2 separate regions of the Homo sapiens genome follow, and region 2 is linked to region 1. Evidence: read pairs that join two places in POLR2A ChIA-PET (ENCODE). Cell type or tissue: A673. All regions are shown on one strand. Links, peaks and the distances in the headings refer to the core of each region. The heading gives the core; the rest is flanking DNA. Region 1 holds the start of LOC105376240 (a long non-coding RNA gene). Region 2 has its middle 220 kb from the start of LINC00474.

Region 1 (12,333 bases), core at 4,939-7,438:
ACCCATTGTAGGTCTCCTCTCTGCTGAGAGCTAGAGAGCTGGACACTCATCAGGATGACCTGCCTTCAGAAAGGAGCTACCCACTTCAAGTCTCCTGAGGGCTGTTCTGTCACTCAATGAAGCTCCTCTTTGCCGTGCTCACCCTTCACTTGTCTGTGTACCTTATTTTTCCTGGAAGCAGGACAAGAACTCGAGACTTGCCAAATGGCAGGGCTGAAAAAGCTCTAACACAAACAGGGTTGAAAGACACCCCTTGCTCACCACATTGCAGGCAATGAGGAGAGAAGAGCTGCAGCAGTTCAGGGAGCTCAGACCTAGGAGCTCCCTGAGCCAGGGCCATGACGCCCTCTTTGGGGCTCTGGTATCTCCAAGCTTCCAGATGCCACCATGTTCCCTGGTGCCAGCCATGGAAGCTGCTTGTGGTACATCTGGTCCAGCTGTAGCCTCACAGGGAGCTGGCACCCATGCCGGAACCTGAAGCCACCTGCCCTTCTGCAGCCAGAGTGCCTGACTATGTGCAGTAGCTGCACCCCACACCCACTAGCTCACACACCCCTCACCACTCCATGGCTGGCTTGCCCTTGGCAGGCATGGGATCCAGGCTGGTAGCATAAGCCAAGTGCAGCCTCAAGCTAATTTGCTACCTCTAGATATAAAAACATCTATCAGCTTTTTAAATGGCAGCTACTCCTAAGAACAAGAGAAATAATAATAACTATGACTCTACCCAACAATATGAATGGATCCTGTAGTGTGATAAGCATGGGAAGCTAGAAAAAAACAGAATGCATATTGGATAACTTTTTTAATGCATAAAGTTTGAAAACAGGCAAAAGTAATCTCTTTATGGCATTAGAAGTAAGGATAGTGTTTTAACCTTCAGGAAGAGGCTATAACTGAATGGGAGCACAAAGTGGGCTCTGTGAAGCTGGTAATTTGTTTCTTGATTTGGGTACTGGTTATATGGCTGTGTTCACTTCCTAAAATTACATCCATATATGTACTTATGATACGTGCATTTTTATGTGGGAATGTTATACTTCCATAGAAATTTCAAAAATAAATGAAGACATTCTGCCACAAATAAATGAAAGAAGAGATAATAGTGCAGCTGGCCCTCAGTATCTATGGGGAATTGGTTCCAGGTACCCCCTTGGATATCAAAATTTGCAGTGGCTCAAGTCTCATATATAAAATGGCATAGTATTTGCATATAGCCTATGCACATCCTCCCTTAAATTTTAAATCATCTCTAGATTACTTATAAAACCTAATACAATGTCTACAATCACTTCATTCATGTGGATTTAACATAGTACCAGTGTATCAGTCCATTCTTGCGTTGCTATAAAGAAATAACTGAGAATGGACAATTTATAAAGAAAAGAGGTTTAATTGGTTCACAGTTCCACAGCCATGAAGCGTGGCTGAGGAGGCCTCAGGAAACTTACAATCATGGGCAGAAGATGAAGGGGAAGCAGGCACATCTTACATGGTTGGAGCAGGAGGGAGAGAGAAGGGGGAGGTGCTACACACTTTTAAACAGCCAGATCTCAGGATAACTCACTCAGTATCACAAGAACAGCCACAAAGGGGAAATGCTCCCCCAAAGATCCAATCACCTTCCACCAGCCCTCGCCTCCAACAGTGGGGATTACAATTTTACATGAGATTTGGGTGAGGACACAGACCCAAACCATATCAACTGGGCATACAGCAAATTCAAGTTTTGCTTTTTAAAACTTTGTGGAAAATGTTTTCAAGTATTTTCCATTTGAGCTTGGTTGCATTCATGAATGCAAAACTCACAGATACAGAGGGGTGACTATATGCATTTAATATCCCTAAAGGCTGAAAGTCATACAACCTTAGAGATAGAAAGCTCTCAAAGATGACTGAATTCAACCACTTCACTTCACAGATACAGAAACTGAGGCCCATAGATGGGAATCTCAAGATCACAAAGGGATTCAGCATTAGAAGCAAGTCTCCTACAACCCATTCATGGATCTTTTCCCTTCATAATGTTGCCTTCCTTCTCCCAGTGATAAAGGTGAGATGTGGATGAAGTCTAACAATGAGCTGTGCATCAGAATGTCATGGTCTAAAATTTTTCAGGCAATGATTAACATTAATATCTGCCTTGCAAATGGACTCAGCAGCTGGGACAAGGCAGATGTGGCAACACAAATATGTTGCCCATGACACATGAATTGGAAGAGTGGGGTGGAGGCAGCTCTTGAGTGAAGGAACAAAAGAAAAGCCTGTCTGTCTGGAATGCAATGGGAATGAAGATTCCAAGGAGGTCATTTAGGGAGAAGCAGTGCCTGAACCCCAGACAAGGCTGGGTGCGGTAACATCTGTGCTTTTGCAAGGGAAATAAAAGGGAATCTGCTTCCCTGCCTGAAGGGATGATATATGGGCTTCTGAGGCACTGGGCGTGGGCCGAAGGCATGATACAGGGCTTGATGGATGAAGGCTGAGGTAACTCAGTAGGCCACACATTAATAAAAATTATCAAACTGTCCCAGTTGGTGGAGTAGAATGCTAATGCCATTCTCCACATGTATGTTAAAGGAAGAGAATGTCTGAAGGGAGGTAACCTGCTTTTTATCTTTACCTTCATTTCACTTGTCCAAATTATATCCTCTGTTCTGCTGCCAAGATCCTATGCAAGCCAAGTCTGGCAGAGCCTACTCTATACTACAACCACCTGTGATAGTTCACCTGCATCTAGCCATTCTTAACTGAGAATGAGAAGTGTATTCTAATCACAACTTAGCCCCATAAACAACTTTCATCACTCTCAAGTGCCCAAAGAATCAACTTCAGATATCATAACCTAGCCTTCAAGGCTTTCATCCGCTTGACCATGAATTCCAGTCTTGCTCATTCTATACTTCTCCAGACACCTTTCATTTCCATCTTCATGATTTTCTTGCTTTATGCTCTTCCATCTGTCTGAATTTCCTCTTACTTGTTCTCTATTATTGAAATCCCTTCCATCCTTCCAGGTTGAGATGAAAGCCCACTTTATTCACAAAGGCCGCACATCCTTAGCCTCTGATTTCAGCCTCAATTGCAATGGACAGTTCCAATGTGAGTTCAAACTCACTTTGCGCTGCCCCAAGACCTACCTCCTTGAATATATGCCAGGTATATCTTTGCACTTCCTGCCCCAAGGCCTTCAATGATGCCGTGGGACCTCTCTCAGCTCATATGAGCAAGTATAGCCTAGAAGTTTAAGAAACATCAATCTTTAAACAATTGAGATAGGGAGCTAGAGAAGACATAATCTAGCTTTGCATCTTTAAGCCAGCAAGAGCCTCAATACATCAATAGTAATCTTGTGAACACATCCCTGTACTGGCTTTTTCCCCTTCTGGGTCCTGTTCATGATCCTTCATAACTGTTTCCTATGGATACCTACCTAATCTGTGCTCAAGCTCTGTTTTAGGGTTATCAAAACAAAAACAGAATGAGTACACATCTTCTACCTTGAATTACAGCTAGACCTGTCTCTGGAATTTCCCCAGTAATTAGAACTAGTAGTCAATAATTGTTTGTCAGCTAGAAATAAATTTTAAAATACAAGCCACTAGTATCAACTCTACATGTGGAGAAGAACCTCACTTATAAACTATATAATTATCAAGACTGTCCACGTAGCTAATAGTAGGTGAGGAACATCAGAAGAGTCCAGTCTCACTGACATTCGATTTTGCAGTCACTTTATGTTCAGCCAGTTAACAGTACTCATTGGATGTCATTTCCATCACCTCTGCTTCCCTATTTTATGGGCCCAGAACTCCTTTGAGAAGCTCAGCTGCTGCAGAACAGCCAGATCTGACCTTCCTAAGGCATGATTCATCATGCATTGATGACAGAACATCTGCACCCAATGTATGAAACATGGTGACTCGCAGTGTCTGGCTCAGGATATGACCTGGCTCAGAGCTTAAGTCTTCCCATGATTTCTGTCTTGAAAATAGCTCCTAGCATGGTCCCCATACCCTCAGCCAAAAGCACATCCCCCTCAAGTTTTTTTCATTATACTCTCCTCTCCTTTTATTAAAATAAATAAATACATAGGTACATACATACATACACACATACATACATAATTTCCCCTTCAGGGATTCCTTGGAAGCCATCAAGAGTAGGGATAAAGAGCAGAATTTCTGAGTGAGAAAGAATTAGGTTCAAGTTCAAACTTAATACTTCTATGCCCTTAAGTAAGTGACTATGCCCCCTCTAAACCTGAGTTTTCCCACATGTGAAATGAAGATAATACTAACTAATTTTCAGAACAATTTTGATGATTATATAGGATAACTTGGCATCTAGGTGTTCAATAAATGCTGACTATCTTCTCTTTCCCTTTAATAGCTTTACACTTCCCACAATGCTTACAAAATTTCTGGTATGGTGTAGGTACTTAACAAATGTCATTACTCTTGCTTCATTCTTGTTGTTGCTGTTGTTGTTGTTGAGACGGAGTCTCACTCTGTTGCCCAGGCTGGAGTGCAGTGGTGTGATCTCGGCTCACTACAACCTCCACCTCCCAATTCAAGAGATTCTCCTGCCTCAGCCTCCTGAATAGCTGGGACTACAGGGGCGCACCACCATGCCTGGCTAATTTTTGAATTTTCAGTAGAGACGGGGTTTCACTATGTTGGCCAGGCTGGTTTTGAACTCCTGACCTCATGGTCCGCCCACCTCAACCTCCCAAAGTGCTGGGATTATAGGCGTGAGCCACCGCGCCCGGCCACTCTTGCTTCATTCTTGTTTGGGCTCCGTTTACATTAGATACCTTTCTGCTTGTGGTGTGACTGTCTTGTTTCATGACATATGACAATAGCATAATTTACATATTTGATATTAGGGATACAGCATGGAATGGGACAAGTAAGGTCCTAAGGCATGATTACACTTAGCTTACGCTCAAGAGCAAGAGAACTCTTATCACTGTTGGGAATGTAGAAAGGCGAAGCCACTATGAAAAACAGTATGCAGGTTCCTGAAAAAATTAAAAATAGAACTGCTAGATGATCCAGCAATCCCACTTCTGGATTTATATCCAAAATAATTGAAATCAGGATCTTGGAAAGATATCTGTACCCCCGTGCTCACTGCAGCATTATACACAGTAGCCAAGATAGAGAAATAACCCAAGTGTGCATCGACAAATAAATGGATGAAGAAAACATGGTATATGCATACAATGGATTATCATTCAGCCTTAAAAAAGAAGGAAATTCTGCCATTTGAAATGACATGAATGAACCTAAAGGACGTTATGCTGAGTATAATAAGCCAGTCACAGAAGAACAAATACTGCCTAATTCCACTTATATGAGAGGTATCTAAAATAGGCAAAGTCAAAGAAGCTGAGAATAGAGTGATGGTTTCCAGGTGCTGGGAATGCGGAAACAAGGAATTGGTTTTCAATGGAGTATAAAGTTTCTGTTATGCAAAACGAATATGTTCTAGAAATCTGCTGTAAAACATAGCACCTATAGTGAATATGGTATTGTGTGCTTTAAAATGTGTTAAGAGGCTAGATGTCATGTTAAGTGTTCTTACCAAACACACACATGTACACACACACACACATAAATGGACAAAATAAAATTATTGGAGGCGATGGGTATGTTTGTATCTTGCTTGTGGTGATGACATCATGGATACACGCACATGTCCAAAGTCATCAGTATCTATATATTAAATGTATGCAATTTTTATATATCAATTATACCTCAATAAAGCTGTCTTTTAAAGGGCAGGCAAATCAAAAGTAAATGAGCAAATATATAAATAAATGAGATAATTTCAACAAATGCTGAATGACATAAGGGTAGTAATACTGAGGGATGTGATAGAAAATGACAGAGAAGAAACCTGATATTTAGGTAGTCAGGAAAGGCTTTCTGTGCAGATGAAAATGGGATTAAGACTCACGTGCTTAATCCCATTAACTCCCATAAAGGAGTTAACAATTCCAGTTAAGGGAATCACTAGAGGAAAGGGTGGAAAATTCAAAGCAGAGGGAGGTAGATGTGAAGTAACAAGCTTGGTGTGTCTAACAATGAGAAAGTAGGCTAGTGTTGTTACTGCTCTCACGTGTCAAGTTAGTCATCAGCTTCCTAAAAGTCAACTCAAGAAGGGAAAGAGTTTGGGTTATATTGTTCTCCTCTCCAAATATAAGGGGATTATCTCTCAAGGATGGTTATATTTTTAAAAAATGTATTTTCTTGCCTACTAGAATGTATGGCTTCCATCTTTTTCTGGCCTTTGAAATTGGTACCCTTTCCAGAGGTAATTCTCCCCAGAACTCAGGATCAGGGCAGTGAGTGAACCCAAAGCCATAGGCATTGTGATCCAACTCTTTGAAACTTGAATGGTCAATGCTGAAGATACAAAATATTCCATGACTTTTGATCTATTTTTTTTTTTTTTTTTTTTTTTTGGAGATAAGAGTTTCACTCTTGTCGCCAGGCTGGAGTGCAGTGGTGCGATCTTGGCTCGCTTCAATCTCCACCTCCCAGGTTCAAGGGATTCCCCTGCTTCAGCCTCCCAAGTAGCGGGCCACCATGCCCGGCTAATTTTTTGTATTTAGTAGAGACGGGCTTTCACCATGTTGTTCAGGATGGTCTTGATCTCCTGACCTCATGATTAGCCCACCTCGGCCTCCCAAAGTGCTGGGATTATAGGCGTGAACCACCATGCCTGGCCTTGATCTATTAATACGTCCCAGGAGCTACAGAATTATATTCATGAACTTTGAATGACTTCAGTCAAGTCACTTTTCTTCTCTAAGTCTTATTTCTCATCTGTATAATGTGAGTGAGAGGTGAGGGGTGGGTAGGGGATATTGGGTAGGTGGCTACCTGTGATCTCTACATTGGGTAGAGGGCTGTGTTCACTAGAGTTCCAGATTTTCTGTGATTCTAAGAAGCCTTTGGAATCTTGGAGTGAGTATTCCCAGGGAACTCTGATGTGCTGAAAAGCTCTCCTACATCGTTGATGTCAGCTGTGCCTGAGGCTTTTTAATGGGTCAACAGACCCCAAAGGTGAGCTGGAGACAAACCTGGCAATTATAGATTAAAGGGCAATTATAACAGGGCTCATAATTGTTCTCTTACAATCTTGCCTTCATTGTTGGTTAATAACCAAATTCTCTCTTTCCAGGGAACTCCACCCTCACCTTTTCCCACTGGGGTAGGTGAGGCTGGATCAGAACAGGGTAATTGAGTTCTCCCTGGGGAGGTTGGGGTCATGTGAGCACAGCTCCTTGATCTCATCTCAGATGGCTCCAGGGAAGTACCCAAAATCTCTCCTTTGGGAGGTAGGACAGAATGACTCAGGAAAAGGGAAGTTAAAAGGAAGTTTATGAAGTCTGAGAATGGAATTGGTAAATAAATCCAAGTCTGGATACTCCTGAAGGCAGGTGGTATGGGGTAAAATACTGGGCTGAAACCCAGAAGACCCCATGTATGTGTCGGCCATAACTTGCCAGGAGACTCAGGGGAAGTTCCTTCACCACTGGGATTCAGTTGCTTCATCTGTGAAAAGAGGGGGTTGGCTTAACTGATCTGTAAGTATCTTCTAGATAGGATATGAGGTTGGTGCAAAATTAATTGTGGTTTTTGCCATTGAAAGTAAAGTAATAGCAAAATCCACAATTGCTTTTGAACCAACCACATATTTTTAGGATTCTAGATGCCTGTGACTGAGTGGACTACTTCTGAGTCTCAGTTTTTACTTCTGTAAAGAGACAATAACAAGAGTAACTTCATCATAGAATTATTGTGAGAATTAAATGAGCTTAACATGGCATCTCTACTTTATTCATTCAGTGCTCTCATTTAATGATTACTCATTAGACTTCTACTTTAAACCAGACTTTATGCTAGGAGAGGATGGATAATTCATACAGTTGAACTAGGTATCTTAGATGAACCTTCACAGAGGTGAAGATACCTTCACAGAGCTAGGAGTCTTGTGGGGCACACATGAACGTTTAAAAATGGAAGCTATTTTTATGAGGCATTTCTGTTATTGAACAGTCAGATAAAATACCACTGTCTAAATAATGGCGAATGGCAGGGGAAAATATTCCAAGGCATGGTGACATTCTCAAGAGAAGCTATCCTCTGTCCCTGGTCTAAATTAAAGATGACACATTCAAATACCTTCAGAGCAAAGCAGATAATAGAAGTTAATGTAGTGGGTTGGATGTCAGAAAATCTAAAAGAGGGGATTAAGACGACCTAGAGTTTCCATGCATTCTCTAAAGTGGAAAGCTGCTAGTCAACTCTCCTGCCTACTGCTGTCACGTGAGGGTGTGAGTCTAAAGTTGCCAGAACTCACTATTTTCCAGCAGAAGCCAGGAATCCAGATTTTCACATAAAAAGCATCCAGATTTCAAGTGATAGCCACTTATTCAAATATTTAAAAACATTATGTAGCCACTGGTTTGCTATCTCTAAGTTAAAGCCAATATTTCAGATAAGCGAGAGTATTGTAACTGTGTTCATTTTCAAAAGGAAGGTAAGGAGAAAGTAAAGGGGATGAATGATTATTGGCTATCATCTACATGCCCCAGGCATCTTACAGACAACATATATCATTTCATCTGTTGCTCACAACAATTCTGAGAAGCACCTGCGTTTAGTTCTGATATTTTTCCCTGAGGCAATTCACATATGGAAAATGTGTTTTGAGAAACACTGGTATGGACAGATATGACTGGCAGCATAAGGAAGATTGAATATAGGGGCAAGATAAGAGGCAGGACAGCCTGGTGAGGAAGTCATAGTGGAAATACACAAGGTGCCCCTAGTGGGGAGAAAAACAAGGACAGATTTGAGACAAAATGAAGTAATTAACCTATATTTTTCAAAGTTCATCAATAATGTCTGAGAGGGGAATTTTACCTCCCTTCCACCTCCCCATGTCAGATGGAGGAGGAAGGGACTTTACAACTGTACCCCTTTTCTTATTTTCTCTCTTCACCCTCAGGCTATCTATTTAATGGCTGTGTTCAGACCAAGGTCAGCCATCCGTCTAAGTGGACAACAGAAACTAAACCCTAGTCCTATAGCCTGGATCTCCTAGTCCACACCTTGATGCCACACAGAATAATTTCTCAGAGCAATGAACTTCTATATTAAAGATTACTCTGGTCAGGCATGGTGGCTAATGCCTGTAATCGCAGTACTTTGGGAGGTCAAGGTGGGTGGATCACTTGAGTCCAGGAGTTTGGGACCAGCCTGGGCAACATGACAAAAGCCCATCTCTACAAAAAAATACAAAAGCTAGCCAAGAGTGGTGATGCATGCTTGTAGTCCCAGCTACTTGGGAGGCTGAGGTGGAAGGACTGACTGAGCCCGGGAGATAGAGGCTACAGCGAGGTGTGATTGGGCCCCTGCACTCCAGCCTGGGCAACAGAATGAGACCCTGTCTCAAAAAAAAAAAAAAAAAAAAAAAAGAAAGAAAGAAAGAAAGAAAAAGAAAAAGACTACTCAGCCATTCTTCCTGATCCCCTGATCCATGGGCTTCTTGCCTCTGGCTGTCATTACACTGGCAGTGAGCAATAGAGAAATGTAGATTAAATGGTCAGAAGATGTAAATTCAATTCTTGACTCCACACTTATAAGAAGTTTGACCTTCAACTATCAACTTCACAAGACTTATCCTCAACTCCCTCATCTGTAGATGTAGATAATATTGTCCTCTTACTTGGAAGGACTAATTTGTAGATAAAATAAGATAATGGATTTGAAGGTCCTTCAATCCATACTTCATAGAGCAGCCAGGGTGATAAAACTTTTACTCTTTACCATGACTTAAATCACTCTCTATAATTTCATCCCTCCTATAGTCCCTTCTTTTTAAATTCCATACTCAGAATTTAAACTCCAGCCCCACTGTCCTTTTATTCCTTAAGGCCACTGTGCGTGCTGTTTCCTCTACCTGAACCGCTTTCCATCCCACCCGCCCCTCAATCTTCACTTCATTTCACTACTGCCTGTTCACACTTCAGGTATTTATTGAGTGCTTACTATGTGCCTGGCAATGTACTAGGCACTGGGGATAGGGTGATTAAAAAAAAGATAAATATAACAACACTTTGGAGAAGCTAATATTTTAGTGAGAAAGGCAAATGCTACATTCCTGCCTTCACCAACCAAAATATATTGAGAATTGTAATAAGTGCTACCAAGCTAGGAATAGTATAGAATGCTAAAAGTTCATGTAGTCAACAAGAGGGCCAAATCTAATCTAAGGATTCAGATAAGTGACATTTAAACTGAGACCTCATTGTACAGACCCAAGTGGGAAAGAAAATCTGTAGCATCAATAGTAGAGAGAAGAAGTAGGTAAGTGCAATTATTCAAACCTTGTACGATGTGTCAAAAAGTTTTCATCTGGAAGTTAGAAGAGTTATGAAAGTTCTTAAAAGGTTTAAATTAGAAGAATCATAGTTATAAATAAGATACCTATTCATCAAATATTTATTGAGTGCCCATGGTATGCCAGCTACTGTGCCAGATATGATCAAATGTATATTTTAACAGGTAACTCTGGCTTTAGAGTTGAGAATTGAAAGGGAGGGAAAAGTGGCTAATGTGAGGACTATTTAAAAGATGATCACAGAAGATGTTGAGTGGCTTAGATTAGGCAACGGAAATAAAAAGAAAGGACCCGATTTGAGAGATAATGGGGATCAAAGCAAAATAGCTTGGTTATAAATTGAACATGAAGGTGAACAAGAGAAAAGAGTTAAAGATAACTGCTTTAAGAAACTTAAGTTTATAGAGGCACCAGCTATATAGAGTAAATGAACAATTGGAAAGGAGCAAACTTGTAGGGAGATGATAGCAAATCCAGTTTTGAATGTGTTGAGTTTGAATTGCTTGTGAGATATCGAATTACAGATGCTTATAGTCAGTTGAATATAATTAGGGGGTTCCGAAGAATGAGGTGGAGACCCAAATGTAAAAGCAATGACTACATTGATTGTTATGATTGGACTAGATGTGGTAACCCAGAGAGAGATTAAATTGAGAAAAGATTATACAGGACCAAGCCATAAGGAGCTTCAAGATAAAGAACAGATAAAGGGACCCTGCAAGAGAGGCTAAGTTGGTGTTAGAGAGTTAGATACCAAACCAGGAAGGTATAGTACTGAAGAAACCAAGGACAGCAAATGTTTCAGACCCTGTAGAATGCATAGAGATATGAAGTAAGTTTATGACCCAAAAATGTCACTGGATTTAATGACATAGAGTTCACAAATGTTCATGGAGAAAAATGTTTTAGTAACTTGGTGGTAGCAGAAGACAGAGGGGAGTAAGCTGAGGAATGAAAAGATGAAGTGAACCATTGTAGGCTATACTTTCAAAGGTGTGTTTATAAAGAAAAGGAAAGAGATCATTTTGATGCTGGAAGATGCAATGTTTTGTTTGTGTCTTTGTTCTAAGAAGAAAAATTTATAAGCATATAAATGATGTAAATAATCTACTAGAGAAGGAGAGATATAAAATATAGGATATAAGGAGAGAGATTATATGTAGATTCCTAATAATTTAGGAAGGCATAAGAAATACTGCAATGAAAAGATTAACTTTAGAAAGAAAGGAGGACATCTCCTATATTATATCAGGAGGAAATGGGGAGAGTATGCATGAAAAATGTTAAATTGTTTGGAGAAAAATTATACTACTCCATCATTGTTCTTAATGAATAAAGGGAAAATAGGGTATTATGGGTTTAAGAATGATGAAGGCTGAGTGTGGTGGCTCACATTTGTAATCCCAGCACTTTGGGAGGCCAAGGCAGGCAGATTACTTGAGCTCAGGAGTTCGAGACCAGCCTGGGCAACATGATGAATCCCTGTCTCTACCAAAAATACAAAAAATGAGCTGGGCATGGTGGCATGCATCTACAGTCCCAGCTACTCAGAAGGCTGAGGCAGAAAGATTGCTTGAGCCAGGGAGGCAGAGGTTACAGTAAGCCGAGATCACACCAGTGCACTCCAGCCTGGGTGACAGAGCGAGACCTCCATCTCAAAGAATGATGAAGAAGAATGTAAGTTGACAGGAGAAACCTAGTAAAATTGAATGGAAGCATGAAGAGTCCAGTTAACACTGATGACTGATGATACTTTGATGACAATATTCAAAACTGTGTTTTTCTGTAGCTGCGTGACTGTACCATCACAGAAGATGGAGAGTTGCATGCATCCAGTGCAGGTGTTTGACCAAGCAGGGAAATTAAAAGACCAAAAGGCAAGGGAGATCGAGAGGCTGATACAAGCAGTGATTG
Region 2 (12,333 bases), core at 4,148-6,647, 900 kb before region 1:
TGACTCTTCTTGGCATCCCTTATATGTTTTGCTAGTTTTAGCTTCTAATCTTTGCTCAAAAAATCCCTATGTCTAGAATACTACCCCTTTCCCTCTTTTGTCTCATGATTTCTCCTTCTCTAAGATTCATTTCATGGGTTACTCTTTTCGAAGAATCCTGTGATACATCCTCTTCCCCCAAAGTGGTTTTCCCATGGGATCTCATGATTATTCCTATGGTTACTCTTACTAAATTAAGTGGAATTGTCATTTTATGGATCTAGCATTTTGCATGTCACTTTGGATAAACAAATTATGTTAATATTCGACTTGAAAGATAAGTTGAGGAACGAAAATGCTTTTCCAGGGCCTCTAAAAATACACTAGAGCAGGCATCACTCACTAATGGTTCTCTTTATTCAAAAGCCTGAACAAAGTTCCAGAATTCTCTACTCCATGATGCAATCACTACCTTTTGATTGAAGTTTGTAAATAAATGGAAACCCTATTTACCATTCCTATCTGTATCTAAAACAAAAAGTGAAGTATATTTCTTCTAAGGTGTCATATTTATTTGATCCTGAGGTCACTGGAGAAAACCTTGAGGTTACAACTTTGTTCAATAGCAAAGAGGACTGAAATCTGATAGTGACATCTGCCAATGCACAGGAGGTGAGAATATGGCATACATTATGTCAATATGTTGACTCCTCTGCACTGCAATGGTTCTCAATCTTTTAATCCCAGTTCTACATTTGGGGGATCACATTTACATCTTGGCAGACTCCAAACATAGTGACAGTGCACTATTGGCCATTTTTACTCAGGTAAAGAGGGTGCAAATTACATGCAATCCTCAGTTCTAAGTATAACGACACTTATTTCTCTTACTCTGAAGAAAGTGAACTCAGGTCTAGGTCACGGCTGCAACCCAAACCTTCCACTTATCCGTGTCTCTCGCTATTGAGTATCTAGTAATTTATATTCATCTTCAAGTATTTATGGTACTCAAGGATAAAGGAAGCACCTTATTCATCTTTGCATCCAAATTTCCTCTTTATATGAGATAAGCTCAAAGTATTTCACATGTTCCTATCCTTAGACTAGCACCTTCAAAAGTCATCTCAGTTTATCTTTATTAGAATCCTATAAAGCAATTCTGATTATTTACTCCTGGTAAAATAATGTAGGGATAAGATAAAATAACTGATTTACCCAAAATCAGTTTATAAATTTCAGAGTTTGGAACCAAGTCATCCTAAATATAAAATGCATTTATTTTATTTCAATGAAACATGCTTAATAAATATTTGCCAGATGACCAAATGGATAAATGAAGGGATGTCCAGGCTATAAGAGCTGTTTGAAATATTTTCCACTTCTGGCATAATATGTGTTCCCAATTTATTTGACTGGCCAGCTTTTACTTTTTTGCCCTACATTTGCACTCTTTGCAGAGAGATATCAGAGTAGAATCCTGCTTGAAAGTTTACCTATATCTTTTCTAAAGCCTCCCTTCATACAAAAACTACCACATCAAATACAAATGCTGAAAAAAGAGATATTAAGTTAAAATAAACTTATTGTAGCCATCCCTCGAAGGCTATCTAAAAATACTCATTGTAAAATATTTGTGTGTGTGTGTGTGTGTGTGTGTGTGTGTGTGTGTGTGTGTGTGTGTGTATGTATTTTCCTGGAAGAAGGAATTACAATGTTCTCACTCTTTAAGATTCTGACCCCTGCAAAAATATTTCTTGATTAGCCACACAAAGGGGATAACATATTTTGTTTCTGAAAAATAAAATAATTGAATAAATTCTGAGTAATTTTTTAAGCTTGATACATTACATCTTCTAGAGACGCTCTTTATATGGTTACATCGAGCTCTTAAGAAATCCTTATACTGGCCGGGCGCGGTGGCTCATGCCTGTAATCCCAGCACTTTGGGAGGCCGAGGGGGGCAGATCACCTGAGGTCAGGAGTTCGAGACCAGCCTGACCAACATGGAAAATCCCCGTCTCTACTAAAAATACAAAATTAGCCGAGCGTGGTGGTGCTTGCCTGTAATCCCAGCTACTCGAGAGGCTGAGGCAGGAGAATAGCTTGAACCCAGTAGGCGGAGGTTGTGGTGAGCCAAGATCGTGCCATTGCACTCCAGCCTGGGCAACTGAGTGAAATTCTGAAAAAGAGAGAGAGAGAAGGAAAGAAGGAAGGAAGGAAGAGAGAAAGAAATTCTTACACTTCTTTTCCCCTTTGTCATTAAGTTTTCATCACCTGATGCACATAGAATCTCCTTGTTTCTCTGATACATTCTCACTCACCCACTGTCTTCACTGCTATGGCTTCCTGTACAATGACTGACACAGGCATTTATCATATTCCCAGTGTACAATTTTTAATAGAAATGAATGATTGTCACTATGTGGTTATTTTCATTAAGAGATTTTGATGGCCAAATTTCCCAGGTCTGCATTTAACTGGGTCCACACAAGCTAGTAAGTGCCCAAAGCAAACTTGAAAATGAAAGATTTCATTGTCATGAAAGATTCTTAAAGATACGAGAATTTTTTTTTACCATAAAATCAGAGAATGTCAAAAATAATGATCCTTCAAACACTGGGATTGCAATTTGCAGAACGGATTTTGAAGGACAAGAGTGGAAGCTGGCAGCTAGTGAAGTTACTGCTGATCTACTTTAATCAGAGGAGAAATGATAGCGCTTGGGATTAGAATGGTGGCCGTGGGATGGAAATAGCTCCATGGAATTAGTAGATACGTAGAAAGTAGAATACACAAGATTTTGTGTTCAACTGTAAGACAGTCTACAGGAGGCAGAGGAATCAAGGATGATTTCCAGGTTTTATTTCTACTTTTATCCTAAGTCTGTAATTTTTTTTTTTAACCTAGAAAGTTAAGTTTGTACAAACTTATTACTACAATGATTCTTTGTCAGAAATCAAAAATAATCCTAGATTATTACCACTGGCTGGGAAGGGTAGGAGGAAGTAGAAGATGAAGAGAGGTTGGTTAATGTGTACAAAAGTACAGTTAGAGAGAAGGAATATGTTCTAGCATTTCATAGCACAGTAGGGTAACAGTAGTTATTTATTATATATTTCAAAGTAGCTAGGAGAGAAGATTTGGAATATTCTCAACACAAAGAAATGGTAAATATTTGAGGTGATGGATGGCATAACTATCCTGATTGATAATTACGCATTGTATACATGTACCAAAATATCACATGTATCCCCATAAATCTATACAATTGTTATGCATCAATAAAAACAATCCTAGAGATTCTTGCCTCTGCATAAATGCTTTTGTAACCTATTTCCCCACAGAGCATGCAAATTCCTTAACTTCAATTCCTTAACACTTCATGTATCTTCTCTTTATTTGCCTCTTTCACTACTGGGAATCTGATAGATGGTTACTATTATACTTAAGGACAGAATATAAGGAGGGAATGGATTTGATGTCTCACTCTGAGCTTGCAAAAATGGAAAAAGCAATTAACTTAATTCAGCCAAGATTTAATGGCACCCTGTACTTAGTTGGCCTATCAGTGAAATAGAAGATATGGATAAGCAAATACATTTTGAACAATCTTGCTTCTATGTTTTTGTTTCAGCTACAGTCCTCATTTATCCTATTGAAATTAATGTTCTCAATTTCTAGAAACGGTTTTATATCAGAGCACATAGTCACTTCTCTCTTTGATATCTCTTTTGACTCCAATAATTATTATTACACAAAATTCTTAATCTGAGTTTAATCTTGCATGTCTACATCACTTCTATTAAGATTTATAAGAAATTCAAATTGAACTTCCAAATCAGTATTTAATATATACTCTATTTTTTCCATAATTGAAATTCATAATTAATTCTGTAAATGCAGGTTAATATTCCTATACTTACTTCTGTTTCCCTTAGTGCCTAGCACAGAGCTATACATGTGTTTCATACTTATTTCATGAAGTTCACTCAGCCCTTATAAAATGCCTGCAATGTGCCATATTTTATGAAGAAAAATTTCTTATAATTTTATGAGAAAAATCTTCTCACTGTTTTACAGATACAAAAACTTTAAAAATCCAAAAATACTAGGTATTTTTCTAAAGAGCTAAACAGATCGAAAATGTCAACATGATAATGGTAATGGTGGTGACAATAATAATAAAAGACCTCATTCAATAAAGGCCACCAACAGAACAACGTAAAATCATCTATTTTGCTATTTATAACATATGTAGAAATAAAACTCTGAACACGATAGCACACAGGATGAAAGAATAATATAAAAATGCTATGTTATAAAGTACTTACACTATATATAAAGTGGTATAATATTAGTTAATGGTTGAATAACCACTAAAATGTAAAACGCATTATAACCAATAAAACATAAGTATATGTATCATGGAATAATAAAAATAGTCAATTAACCTAAAAGAAATGGGGAGAGAAGAACACATGAGACAAATAGAAAACAATTTGCAGAGTAGTAGATTTACCAAATTTTAATTGCATAAAATTTAAAGGGTCTAAATGTACCAAATAAAAGGCATAGATTTTCAGATTGGATAAAATGTAAACCATACTTATATATTGTCTATAAGAAATTCATTTCAACATAAAGACAGAGAGTTTAGAAGTAAACGGAAAAAGAAGATATGCCAAGGAAAATCGTACCAAAAGAATGATAGAGTAGCTATATTAATATTAAACAAAACAGATTCAGAATAACGATATTACTAAAGACAAAGAGAGACATTCCATAATGATAAGAGGTTAATCAACAGGGCATAATAATCTTGAATATGAATGCATCAAGTATTGAAACTTCAAAGTGCATAAAGCAAAAAACATTAGTAATAGAAAAGGAAAGAAAAATGTACAAATCTAGTTGGAGGTTTCAACACTCCCTTCTCAGGAACTGATAAAACAAGCTAACAAACATAAAAATCAATAAGGATAGAGAAAATCTGAACAAAATCATAAACCAACCTGACCTGATAAAAATTTATAGAATACTTCACCCCAAAGAATAGAACACACCTTCTTTTCAAACAGCATTCACTATTATAGGCCATATTCTAGTACATAAAACAAATTGCAATAAATTTAAAATGACTGAAATCATGCTCAATGCATTCTCAAAATGAGCTACTATTATAAAAAGTCAACTATTATAAAAAGTCAACTATAGACCAACATTCTTCATGAACACAAGTGCAAGAATGTTTTTCAAACAAATTGAATCCAGCAACATCTAAAACATTTAGTACATTATGACCAAATGGGTTTAGTCAGTAATGTAAAATTAATTTAACAATTGGGAAACAATGCAATCCATCCTATTATTAGACTATAAAATAAAAAATATATAATCCTCTCAATAGATGCAGAAAAAAACTTTTGATGAGATCCAATACATACTCTTAAGTAATTTTTAGGAAAAGTAGAAAAAATAAGAAAAAATTATCAAACTGATAAAGGCACCTAAGAATTCCTAAAGCTAACATAAAAATTAACAGTGAAATACGAGATGCTTCCCGCTAAAATTAGGGAAAATAGCAAAGATGTTCACTTTCAAAACTTCTGTTTATCATTATATTATTGTTCCTAGCCAGTGCAACAAGGCAAGAAAAATATCATATAATGTTGAAAAGAAGTGAAGCTGTTTTTATCTGCAGATGATATGATTCTCTATTTCAAATATCCTTATAATCTTACAATATATGTTATTAGAATTAATAAATTAGTTTGGCAAATTTGTAAAATAGAAAGTTTATAAGAAAAAAATAATGTTACCTAAAAAATAAAAGTCCAGGATCAGACAGCCTCACTGGTGAATTTTGTAAAATATCTCAAGAAGAATTAACATTAGTCTTTCTCAAAATCTTCCAAAAATGTATAAGGAAACACTTTCTAACTTATTGTATGAGTCCAGCATTAACCATATAACAAAGCCAGATAAACACATCAGAAAATAAAATTACATACAAATATTCATCATTGAAATGGATACAAATAGCCACAACAAAATGCTAGCAAACTGAACTCTATAGCATATCTAAAAGACCAAGTGGGATTTACTGCAGAAATGCAAGAGTGGCTCAACATTGAAAAAAAATCAAAGTAATACATCATATTCATAGAATAAAGAGGAAAAAACCCACACAATTATCTCAATTGATTTCAAAAAACCATTTGGCAAAAATCCAATCATTTAACATCATGTCATGTTAAAAGTACTCAAAACTAGTTTACAGTCCCACCAACAGTGTAAAAGTGTTCCTATTTCTCCACATTCTCTCCAGCACCTGTTGTTTCCTGACTTTTTAATGATCGCCATTATAACTGGTGTGAGATGCCATTGTGGAAGACAGTGTGGTGATTCCTCAGAGATCTAGAACTAGAAATGCCATTTGACCCAGCCATCCCATTACTGGGTATACACTCAAAGGATTATAAATCATACTGCTATAAAGACACATGCACACGTATGTTTATTGCAGCACTACTCACAATAGCAAAGACTTGGAACCAACCCAAATGTCCAACAATGATAGACTGGATTAAGAAAATGTGACACATATACACCATGGAATACTATGCAGCCATAAAAAATGAAGAGTTCATGTCCTTTGTAGGGACATGGATGAAGCTGGAAACCATCATTCTGAGCAAACTATCACAAGGACAAAAAACCAAACACCACATGTTCTCACTCATAGGTGGGAATTGAACAATGAGAACACCTGGACACAGGAAGGGGAACATCACACACCGGGGCCTGTTGTGGGGTGGGGGGAGCGGGGAGGGATAGCATTAGGAGATACACCTAATGTAAATGTTGAGTTAATGGGTGCAGCACACCAACATGGCACATGTATACATATGTAACAAACCTGCACATTGTGCACATGTACCCTAGAACTTAAAGTATAATAAAATATATATATATAAAAGTACTCAGAAACTAGGAATAGAAGGGAACTTCCTTAACATGGATAAAGGACATTTATGAAAAACCCACAGCATGCATCTTACTCAATGGTAAATGGCTGAAATATTTTCCCTGAAGAAACAAGAAAAGATTTCACACTCTGAACACTGTTAGTCAAAATTGTGTTAGAAGTTCTAGCTATAGTAATTATGTAAGAAAAAATAATAAAACATATTCAAACCTTAAAATATGAAGTAAAGTGATTGTATTAACAGATGACATGATTCTATATTTAGAAAATCTAAATGAATTAACAAAAGAGCTACTAGGGCTAACACATAAATTCAGCAATGTTGTAATGTTAAGACCAACGCGCAAATATCAGTTGTTATTCTATATACAAGCAATAAACATTTCAAGAAGGAAATTAAGAAAACAAGTCAATTTTTTTAGCATCCAAAATAATAAAATACCCAGGAAGAAATGAAAACTATAAAACAATGGTGAAAGAAATTGAAGACTAAAATGAATGAAAATGCATTCAATACTCATGTATTAGAAGATTTAATATTGTCAAGAAATGAAAGAAAATTCATTCCATGTTCATGTACTGGAAGATTTAATATTGTCAAGATATCAATATTACTCAAAGCAAGCTACAGACTCAATGCAATCTATGTTTCAATGGCCTCTTTTTTTTCTTGCAGAAATAGAAAAGCCAATCCTCAAATTCATATGGAATTATATATGTCCCCAAATAACCAAAACAATCTTGAAAAAGAAGAACAAAGTTGGAGGACTCATGTTTCCTGATTTCAAATCTCACTACAAAGCTTAAGCAATCAAAACAGTGTAGTACAGTCATAAGGATAGACACAAAGGCCAAATGAGATAGAATTGAGGGTCCAGAAATAAATCCATATATCTATGGCCATTTGATTTTCAACAAGGGTGCCAAAGCAATTTAAAAGAGGAAAGAATAGTTTCTTTAACAAATAATGCTGGAACAACTTGATATCCACCTGAAAGAATGAGAGAAAATACTTACAAATAGTATATCTGATAAGGGTCTAACATCCAGTATATATAAATAAGTCAACTCAACCACAAAAAGACTAACAACACATTTTTAAAATGGGCATGTAATTTGAGTAGACATTTCTTCAAAGAAGATATATAAATGGTCATCAAGTAAATAAAGTGATAATGACGTTCAATATAATTTGTCATTAGAGAAATGAAAATCAAAATCACAATAAGGTATCATTTTATTGGTACCACTAGGATAACCATAATAAAAAAAGGAAAAGAAAAAAAAGTTGACAGGGATGTGGAGAAATTGGTCCCCTCAAACGTTTCTTGTGGAACTGTATAATAATTTAATCACCATGATCTGTCATTTCCTTAAAAATATAAATATACAATTACTATATAAACTTGTAATTCTCTTACTAGGTATATATTCAAATAAACTGAAAGAGGTACTCAAACAAGTACATATAAATATATGTTTACAGCAACACTACTCATCACAGCCAAAAGGTGAAAACAGTTCATATGTCCACTAACAAATGAATAGATTTAAAAATTATGGTATATACATACAATATAATATTACTCATTCACAGAAAAAGATGAAGTATTCATACATGCAACAATGTGGGTGGGTCTGCAAATATTATGCTAAATGGAAAAACTAGGCACAATTTTTATAATTCCTTTATATGAAATATTCATAATAGATAAATCCATAGAGACAGAAAGCAGATTGGTGGTTGCCAGGGCATGGAGGAGGGAGGAAATGGGGTAAAACTGATTAATGAATAAGAGATTTTACTTTGGAATGATGGAAATATTTTTGAACTTGATGGAAGTGATAGTTGCATGACTTCATGAATATACTATAGGCAATTGAATTATTCACTTTAGTTAATTTTGTGTTATTTGAATTTCACCTTCATAAACTCTTTTCTTCAAATACATTTATTTGTTTATATTAACATAAAATAACTAAAATTAAATTTTTAAGTACCATTTACAATTGCATCAAAATTATGAAATACTTAAGGGATACATTTAACAACATATGTACAAGGACTGTACTTTGAAATCTACAAAACTGCTGAAAGAAATTAAAGAAGACCTAAGTAAACAGAGAGATATACCATGTTCATGAGGAGAAAACACAATTCATTAAGAAAACATTTCAACAATTCTTGTCAAATAGATTCAAAACAATCCCAAACAAAATCCTAGCAGGAGTTGTTGTAGAAACAGACATGCTGATAATAAAATGTATGTGGAAATGTAAGTAACATGGAATAGTCAAAAATGTTATTGAAATGAACAATACAATTGGACATCTTACCCTACTTGTTTTCAAGACTTACTATAAACTGTGGTTTAGGATAAGAAAAACATATAGATTATTACAATGAAATTGAAAGTCTAGAAATAGACATGTTTATATGTGATCAGTTTATTTTTAAGAAGGATGTCAAAGTAATTGAATGGTTGTATATTTGTCTTTTCAACAAACAGCAGAGAAACTGGAGATCTATTGAAAAAATTAACCCTTATCTCACATTACATATAAAAATTAACTGGAAGTGCATTATATAGCCAAATCTGTTAAACATTTAGCTTTAAAGCTATAAAGCTCATAAAAATCATAGGAGAAAAAACCTCTTTTTAACAGTTACTTTATTAAAAATAGAGTTAAGTCATTAGATGATGTGCTCTATTTAAACTCTCAATTGTCTATGCATGGATCAGAGGGACTACCATTTACCTTTCTTAATTTTAATTTTTTATTTCAATAGGTCTTTGGGCAACAGGTGGTGTTTGGTTACATGGATAAGTTCTTTAGTGGCAATTTCTGAGATTTTGGTGCACCCCTCACCTGAACAGTGTACACTCTACTCAATGTGTAGACTTTTATCCCTCACCCACTCCCACCCTTTCTCCTGAGTCCTCACAGTTTGTTGTATCATATTTATGCCTTTGTATCCTCATAGCTTAGCTCCCACTTATAAGTGAGAGCATATGATGTTTGGTTTTTTATTCCTGAGTTTTTATACTTAGAGTGATGGTCTCTAGTTCCATCCAGGTTACTGAATATGTCATTATTTCATTACTTTATATTCCATGGTGTGTCTCTGTGTGTGTGTGTGTGTGTGTGTATGTGTGTGTGTGTGTGTGTGTGTATCACATTTTCTTTATCTTTATCCACTCATTGATTGATGGGCATTTGGACTGATTCCATATTTTTGTAACTGCAAATTCTAGTGCTATAAACATGCATGTGCAAGTGTCTTTTTCAAATAATGACTTCTTTTCCTCTGGGTAGATACCCAAGAGTGGGATTGCTGGATCAAATGGTAGATCTACTTTTCGTTCTTTAAGGAATTTCCACACTGTTTTCCATAGTGGTTGTACTAGTTTACATTCCCACCACCAGTATAAAAGTGTTCGCTTTTCACCACATCCACACCAACATCTATTATTTTTTATTTTTTGATTTAAAAAGTTCTTGCACTCTGTTTGTCTGTTATTGGTGTATAAGAATGCTTGTGATTTTTGCACATTGATTTTGTATCCTGAGACTTTGCTGAAGTTGCTTATCAGTTTAAGGAGATTTGGGGCTGAGAAGATCGGGTTTTCTAAATATACAATCATGTCATCTGCAAACAGAGACAACTTGACTTCCTCTTTTCCTAATTGAATACCCTTTATTTCTTTCTCTTGCCTGATTGCCCTGGCCAGAACTTCCAACACTATGTTGAATAGGAGTGGTGAGAGAGGGCATCCCTGTCTTGTGCCAGTTTTCAAAAGGAATGCTTCCAGTTTTTGCCCATTCAGTATGATACTGGCTGTGGGTTTGTCACAAATAGCTCTTATTATTTTGAGATACGTTCCATCAATACCTAGTTTATCGAGAGTTTTTAGCATGAAGAGCTGTTGAATTTTGTCAAAGGCCTTTTCTGCATCTATTGAGATAATCATGTGGCTTTTGTCTTTGGTTCTGTTTATGTGATGGATTACGTTTATTGATTTGCGTATGTTGAACCAGCCTTGCATCCCAGGAATAAAGCCAACTTGATCTTGGTGGATAAGTTTTTTGATGTGCTACTGGACTCGGTTTGCCAGTATCTTATTGAGGATTTTTGCATCGATGTTCATCAAGGATATTGGTCTAAAATTCTCTTTTTTTGTTGTGTCTCCACCATGCTTTGGTATCATGATGATGCTGGCCTTATAAAATGAGTCAGGGAGGATTCCCTCTTTTTCTATTGATTGGAATAGTTTCAGAAGGAATAGTACCAGCTCCTTTTTGTACCTCTGGTAGAATTCAGCTGTGAATCCGTCTGGCCCTGGACTTTTTTTGGTTGGTAGGCTATTAATTATTGCCTCAATTTCAGAACTTGTTATTGGTCTATTCAGTGATTCAACTTCTTCCTGGTTTAGTCTTGGGAGGGTGTATGTGTCCGGGAATTTATTCTTTTCTTCTAGATTTTCTAGTTTATTTGCGTAGAGGTATTTATAGTATTCTCTGATGACAGTTTGCATTTCTGTGGGATCAGTGGTGATATCCCCTTTACCATTTTTTATTGCATCTATTTGATTCTTCTCTCTTTTCTTCTTTATTAGTCTTGCTAGCGATCTATCAATTTTGTTGATCTTTTCAAAAAACCAACTCCTTGATTTATTGATTTTTTGAAGGGATTTTGTGTCTCTATCTCCTTCAGCGCCACTCTGATCTTAGTTATTTCTTCATGAGTGAACCCCCATTCACAATTGCTACAAAGAGAATAAAATACCTGGGAATCCAACTTACAAGGGATGTGAAGGACCTCTTCAAGGAGAACTGCAAACCACTGCTCAATGAAATAAAAGAGGATACAAACAAATGGAAGAACATTCCATGCTCATGGGTAGGAAGAATCAATACTGTGATAATGGCCATACCGCCCAAGGTAATTTATAGATTCAATGCGATCCCTATCAAGCTACCAATGACTTTCTTCACAGAATTGGAAAAAACTACTTTAAAGTTCATACATAACCAAAAAAGAGCCCACATTGCCAAGACAATCCTAAGTAAAAAGAGCAAAGCTGGAGGCATCATGCTACCTAACTTCAAACTATACTACAAGGCTACAGTAACCAAAACAGCATGGTACTGGTACCAAAACAGAGATATAGACCAATGGAACAGAACAGAGCCCTCAGAAATAACACCACACACCTACAACCATCTGATCTTTGACAAACCTGACAAAAACAAGAAATGGGGAAAGGATTCCCTATTTAATAAATGGTGCTGGGAAAACTGGCTAGCCATATGTAGAAAGCTGAAACTGGATCTCTTCCTTATACCTTATACAAAAATTAATT

Evidence for each region. ChIA-PET counts read pairs that join two places held together with the same protein. Peaks named below come from ENCODE experiments on the same cell type or tissue, not always from the same donor. Only the 100,000 strongest peaks of a DNase experiment are listed, where the experiment ranks them.
Region 2: POLR2A ChIA-PET joins it to region 1 with 5 read pairs; 2 of 35 experiments call an interaction of 5 or more read pairs at or near these places.

What each region holds. Positions count from the first base shown.
Region 1 is chr9:116,590,855-116,603,187 of GRCh38, forward strand. The region is part of intron 19 of ASTN2 (astrotactin 2); the gene reads right to left. LOC105376240 (a long non-coding RNA gene) reads left to right here and starts at 6,993. Exons shown (of 3, transcript XR_930277.3): 1 at 6,993-7,073. RefSeq lists an enhancer at 1-105. In A673, for the core only: no CTCF peak of the experiment used is centred there; a DNase peak (open chromatin) is centred at 6,027.
Region 2 is chr9:115,695,895-115,708,227 of GRCh38, forward strand. No RefSeq gene overlaps it. Among named protein-coding and RNA genes, the nearest start is that of LINC00474, 220 kb to the right of the region's middle. In A673, for the core only: no CTCF peak of the experiment used is centred there; no DNase peak of the experiment used is centred there.